Linked DNA regions of Homo sapiens: region 2 is linked to region 1. The links are chromatin contacts, found by Hi-C or POLR2A ChIA-PET in ENCODE. All regions are on one chromosome and are shown on one strand. The core of a region is the stretch at or near the end of the contact, and the rest is flanking DNA. Distances in the headings are between cores, read along the strand shown.

Region 1 (3,023 bases), core at 429-2,928:
CATGACCACCTCTGATGTCTGTGCTGCTGTCACCAGGCACCTTTGTTTTTCAAGACAACATACTTTTTTTTTCTTTTCTCTGTTTGTGATATCACTTTAATTTTTCTTGGGTGGCTTAGAGACTAAGGGAGGAGACATCTGGCCTTTTTAGAACCTGAGAGGAAAAAAAGAGTCTTTTTTTCCCCTCTGTCTCTTTTTGCCATGGCTAATCCCTGCATTTCCATTCAGGGAAAAGGTGGTAGTGAGCATAGAACTGCAACAGTTATATTCTGAGTCAAAGTTGGGGCTTTTTACGGCATAATTATGGAATTTTTATTTACTGGTAGAGAGGAGACGAGAGGCTTTTTCAGTGGGCCTGGGACAGTGGCTGCTCTTGACTTTGTGTGAAGGGAAATGCCAAGGATGCTTCTGGTGGACTTCAGGGGACCCCAGGGTTTGGCCGTGGGCCGTGATGGCAGCAGGCGGTGGGATGCTTGTAGCTCCTCACAGCAGGATTCCTGCCCACTGTTTTTTCTCTGTTGGGAGGGAAGCTCTTTTCTAGGAGTGTCTCAGTTCTGCTTTTGGCATTAGTGATGGTGGTGGTACAGTTGGAATTAGTGCCATGTCATACACAAATGTTCCACAAGGCGGGAGTGTTTCACTTTCTGGTGATAAACTTGATGGTCATTGTTATGATTAAGATAATGCCGGGCAGGCCGGGCACAGTGGCTCACGCCTGTAATCCAAGCACTTGGGGAGGCCGAGGCGGGCAGATCACGAGATCAGGAGTTCAAGACCAGCCTGGCCAATATGATGAAACCCCGTCTCTACTAAAAATACAAAATTAGTCGGGTATGGTGGCACATGCCTGTAATTCCAGCTGCTTGGGAGCCTGAGGCAGGAGAACTGCTTGAACCCAGGAGGCAGAGGTTGCAGTGAGCCAAGATCGCGCTATTGCACTCCAGCCTGGGTGACAGAGCAAGACTCTGCCTCAGAAAAAAAAAAAAATAATAATGCTGGGTAGTGACCTTGTGATTGTTACAGCTCCCTTTGATCAAAGAAATATAGCTTTCAGGCATAAACCTGGAAGTCTCCCTCTGAATCCAGCAGTTGTTTTCATTGATGCTTGTCAGGTTGAAGATGCTTTCAGTGATGCTCTCTATACTCATAAATAAGCAAATGTGGCAGGCTTTGCTTTCTGGATCCCAGGATTAAAACTAACCGTGACCACTACTCCAAACAAAACACAATATGCCTAGGGGCACGGATGAACGTCCAGGGAGCCCGGGCCCCAGGCTTTGTTGCGTGTTCCCTGCTCCTCTCCATCTGGTGTGGAAACACTGCCCAGGGAGAAAGGAGGAAGCTCACTGTGGACAGTCTTCTTTCCTTCTGACAGACCAGGTCATCTGGCTTCCGAGATCATCAGAGAAGATAAGTCTGTCTCTTTCAGCTGCCAGTAAGTTTTCCAGGATGAGAGGGGAAAAAGAAAGCCTCCAGTGACTTCAGTTGCTTTGCCAGTTGTCTTGGGATTGTTTTACACCATCCTTTACTTCCCTTGCTCAGACCTCTCTGTTTCACCATTGCTCAGGCATTCAGGAAAGTATCTGCTCACTCCCACTTGGTGAGTCCTCGGCCTTGAGGTTGCTGACTCTCAGGCGTTAGGCAGCTGGATGACTTCCCGCTTCACGCAGCAAAGGCCAGGGGCTTGCGCGCCTCTGCAGAGTTGTTGCTAGGGAGACTTGTGTCATCATCCACAACCTTGTTTCTCACTTCCTGGTTGGGCTCATCTCTGAAGAACAGGTCTCCCAGCTTCGCTCCTTATCACTGCATTGTGAAGAGGAGGAAAAGTGAATCACGGAGAGAGAAAGGAAAGGATAGAATCACAGGCTGCGTCTGCACCTGAAAAGTGACCCGCGGAAACTCTATGGCGGATTTTTTTTTTAACTTTCTTCTTCCTGTTAAAACATAGGTCACTAACTGTGATGTTATTTGTTTTCTAAGTGGTATGTGAGATTTTCTAATGTAGTTAGAAGTTTCATTGTCTGATGGACACAATATGCCCTTCCGGTTCTATTCAAACCAGCAGGATCTGTCGGTGCTTAGAGATGGCTGCCTGGACTGGAATCAAATCTAATTTCAGGGAAATGAAGATGGAATTTGAAGGTCACTTTTAAAATTAAGTCATTGATGCTGCTGTTACAGAGTGTGACAGAGGATCCATGTCTGTGACACAGGACGGTGGGAAGCCTGAGAGAGAGTGAAATTATGTGATACACTGAAATGACTTTTGTTTTTCTTCTAACTCATACAAAACTGGTTTGGAAAGTCTTTGCTTTGGAAGCGTCAGACATTAGAACAGGCCAAACTGGACTGTCTGTTCATAGCGTGCCTGAATAAGAAGGCCTCTTAGGGAGCCAGAGGGAGCAGAGTGGTCGTGTCCTGCGTGCTCTTCACCCTCTGGGGCGCCCCTGCTGCGGCTGGCAGGTGCAGACAGCCTTTGCTGGTCCCCAGCACGTCCAGGGTGGGTGCTCCCTTGCCCGACAGAACCATCCCCACTGTGAGGCTGTGAGAGATTTGTGGCAGGAACTGTTTATGAGGCTCTAGTTGTTGCTGTTGTGGCGGGAAAGTTAAGAAACATAGCCCTTAAGGAAACCACCTTTATGTATTTTCTTAAAGCACGCCTTTAAATAAGCAAAAACTTTAAAAGGCAGGAAAGAGAATTCTTAGGCAAATTCAGAGAAATAAGTGCTAGTTAATACTAATCACCTCCTCCTCTGTCTCTCATCCTCCTTTCTCCCATCAAAGCAAAATATGGCCTCACCACCAGCCCCAAATCAGTGCTCAGACCCTCTCTGTGTCTGTGTGCCCTCCTGGGAGTCAGTCAGCGCTCAGGCCAGGACTGTGCAGGGCCAGCCAGCCCATGCGCTAGTCAGGAGCACAGGCAAGGGGTGCTTGTGGCAGTGGCCGGGCACCTGAGCCCCAGCTCGTTGTTAAACGTGCTGACGGCAAGGGGCAATGGAGTGAGTTTCCCAACTAAGAAACCA
Region 2 (2,998 bases), core at 222-2,721, 480 kb after region 1:
GATCCCAGCACTTTGAGAGACTGAGGTGGGTGAATCGCTTGAGTCCAGGAGTTCGAGACTAGCATGGGCAACATGGTGAAACCCTGTCTCTACAAAAATTTCAAAAAAAAAAAAAAAGACATGATGGTGCTCCTCTGTGCTCTTAGCTACTTGGAGGCTGAGGTGGGACGATTGCTTGAGCCCAGGACGGGGAGGTTGCAGTGAGTGGAGATCACGCCACTGCACTCCAGCCCGGGCAACAGAGCAAGACCTTGTCAAAAAAAAAACAAAAACTTTTAAAGATGAGGAAACTGAGGCTCAGAGAGGTTCAGTAGCTTGTTTGATGCTACACAGGTTGTAGGAGGCAGGACCAGGATTTGAGTGCCCAGTGCAACATCCATGTGCCCCAGTTCTCCTTCTCTTTGAGAGCCATCTCTGGTCCCAGAAAAGAGGGGAGCAGCCTGCACTCTGGGGTGGGACAGGAGGAGTTGGAGGAAGAAAGGGGTTTTTCAGGCCCTTTCCAGGGCATCTGTCTCCAGTAAAGCCCCCTAGACTGGGACTCCCAGCCTCTCTCATCTTCTCTACTACGGACTGCGGAGCACACAAGCCCTCAATGCCCCCATCTGGCTTGCAACACCAGTCCCCCAAACCCAGCCCACACTCCCCCACCCTCAGGTACTCTAGGTACTGAGATAGGCCCCATCCCAGGCCCCCTGTTGCCATTGTCTTCTCCAGACAACCATTAGCATATGTGCAATGCAATTACCCTTCAGCTCTCCTGGCCCGGGGCTGACACGGAGGTCCCCATCCCCAGTGATTTGGGGGGAAGGGGGGTTATTACAACTCACAAAACCTTAAATTAAGAATGAATAAGAGAAACGTTGCATGCCACTTCTGAAAGGCTGCCAGCCCAGGCTGGGGTGGGTGACGGGTGTATTATACTCTGCGCCGACGGAGGAGCTGATGGATGTGCCCGTAGTGGGGAGGACGGAATAGCAGCTGATACCTGTCCGCTCCAGGCCCAGCGCTTTTCCAAAGCGGCTGGGTGTGGAGAGTTCATCCCCAGCTATCCCCTTACGGCTGCAGGGTTTGCAAAAGGCAGAAGTAGGTCTTGAGCTAGACTTGGGTGGGGAAGGGTAGGTGTGATCAGAGAGCCTCCCTGGAATAGTCAAAACAGAGCTTGCAGGTTGCAGAGGAGTAAACCCTTCAACCCCCAGGTACAGAGCAAGGGGGCAGAGGTCCAGGTCGAGAGACCAGTGTGTGCCGAGGTCCTGGAGTGGAGGGTCACGGCGCACGGCAGGTAAAGAGCTGGAAAGGCATGGAAGCTGACCCTGGAGGTGGAGAGGCGGGAGGAGGGTGTGACTCTGGGGAACTGGGCAGGAGTCACTCTCTGGCGAGCCTTCTTGTCCAGCGTCCGGATTCAGGATTTGGTCCTAGGAATGCCAAGAGGAGGAGTGTGCAATGTGACTGTGCTGTGTTTAAACAAGGTCCTCTGGCCACGGTGCAGGGAACAGACTGGAGTTGGCAGAGACTCTGTGGACACTCCAGGAGGCCCATGCGGTGGGCTGGGAGAGACAGTGGCAGCCTGGGTAAAGGAGATGGGGGTGAAGGAGAAAAGCAGGCAGACCAGAGAGGGTCAGTTACGGGAAGACTGATCAGTCGTGGTGATGGTGGCGGGGGAGAAGAGGTGGCGGCAGGGATGAAAGCCGGATTTGGGTCATGTGCAGCTTGGGAGATGGTGGAGCCACTTATCTAGATAAGGAAATGGAATGGGGGCACAGATTTGAGGTGCAGGAAGAGAAAAGGTTTAGGTGTGGATATGAATGTCATCACCTTCCTAAGCTATGGTTTCCTCTGTCCGTAAAGTCCGATGCCACACGTGGCTCACACAGAGCTGCGGAGCAGGCCTCTGACACTCAGTTCTGCTGTTCCCCAGTGTGAGTGTGAGTGTGCGTCCACGGGCTTCTCCTTCGACCACCATGAGTGTCAGTTTCCTCAGGGGGCAGGGCCAGTGTGAGGCTCAGAGGAGAACCAACAAGGGAAGCACGTTACAGCACGAAAACATTAGGCAAGTAAGTGCCTATGTGCACCTTCCCTGCTCACTCTGCGACCCTAAGCAAGACCCTTATCCTCTCTGGGCCTCAGTTTCCCCAGCTTGAGTCTGGAGTCACAGGCTGTCTCAAGAGGGGCCTTCTAGCTTTAATGCCCTCTGTCAGGGACAAGACCTCAGGACTCAGGCCCACGGCCAGCCCCCAGGAAAGGGGCATCCCAGCCCAGGCCTGGGGGCTCTCGGGAAGGTGTAGCCTGTCCACTGCTGCTTGGCTGAGCTGGAAGGTGCCACCCATCAGCTTGCCAGCGAGAACCTGGCTTCCTCCTCCATCAGAGCTTAGGGTTGAAGGTGGGTGTTCTGATGCCTTTCTCCTCCAAGTCCCACCCCCTGGTCTGTATCTCAGGCTATGCCCTGTGCCTCCCACAGCTCTGGGGAATCAGAGCAGGTCAGGCCAGTGTCCCCTGGCCCTGGGATCTGGTGCGGTCCTGGGCCCCTCCCACCTTGCACACATCTCTCAGGCCTGCCAGTCGGCAAGGAGCTGGGAGAAGCGGCGGCTTTGAGGTCAATGGGGATGAGGTCACAGGCAGGGGAAAGATGGGGCTGACAGCCCACCACACCCACAGGGGCAGGGTGTCAAGATGGGTCCCTCCAAAGCCCTGTGACCCTGGGATTCAGGGGAGTCGGGGGAAGGGAGGAGAGAGCAGCTCCCTTCCCCCAGCCAGGAGCCCTGTGCTGCTGCTCATATATCTGTCCCTGGATAATGTATATCCAGCTTATGGAAAATATTCATAATGCTCCTTACACCAAACTGGCCCCCTTCCATAGTGCGTGATCTAAAATTAAATCCATTTCAAATATACAGTAGATCGAGTCAAGCTAATATAAATGAAACATGATTAATAGGCAGAACACTGTCCTCCTTAGCAGGGCTGAGGAGGCAGAGCTGGGGCCACTCTAGCTCTCCCTCCC

Evidence for each region. Hi-C counts contacts between places; a loop is a spot of excess contacts on that map. ChIA-PET counts read pairs that join two places held with the same protein, here RNA polymerase II (POLR2A). Pooled maps may share reads with other maps.
Region 2: a map with no recorded cell type shows a loop between it and region 1 (2.5-fold over the local background). The contact joins two enhancer-like sites. A Hi-C loop is called at or near these places in 1 of 168 maps with a recorded cell type or tissue (endothelial cell of umbilical vein), 2 of 37 single-sample maps with no recorded cell type and 4 of 50 pooled maps. POLR2A ChIA-PET finds 5 or more read pairs at or near these places in 1 of 52 experiments (GM10248).

The regions. Positions count from the first base shown.
Region 1 is chr1:10,376,964-10,379,986 of GRCh38, forward strand. It overlaps KIF1B (kinesin family member 1B), which reads left to right. Exons shown (of 49, transcript NM_001365951.3): 49 at 1-3,023. Among named protein-coding and RNA genes, the nearest start is that of PGD, 21 kb to the right of the region's middle. RefSeq lists a silencer at 604-703 and an enhancer at 751-1,251. Within about 2 kb of position 1,679, at least 17 of the 41 ENCODE cell types and tissues checked have a DNase peak (open chromatin) inside an H3K27ac peak, as active enhancers do.
Region 2 is chr1:10,859,463-10,862,460 of GRCh38, forward strand. No RefSeq gene overlaps it. Among named protein-coding and RNA genes, the nearest start is that of CASZ1, 64 kb to the left of the region's middle. RefSeq lists enhancers at 1,088-1,588, 1,968-2,469. Within about 2 kb of position 1,472, at least 5 of the 41 ENCODE cell types and tissues checked have a DNase peak (open chromatin) inside an H3K27ac peak, as active enhancers do.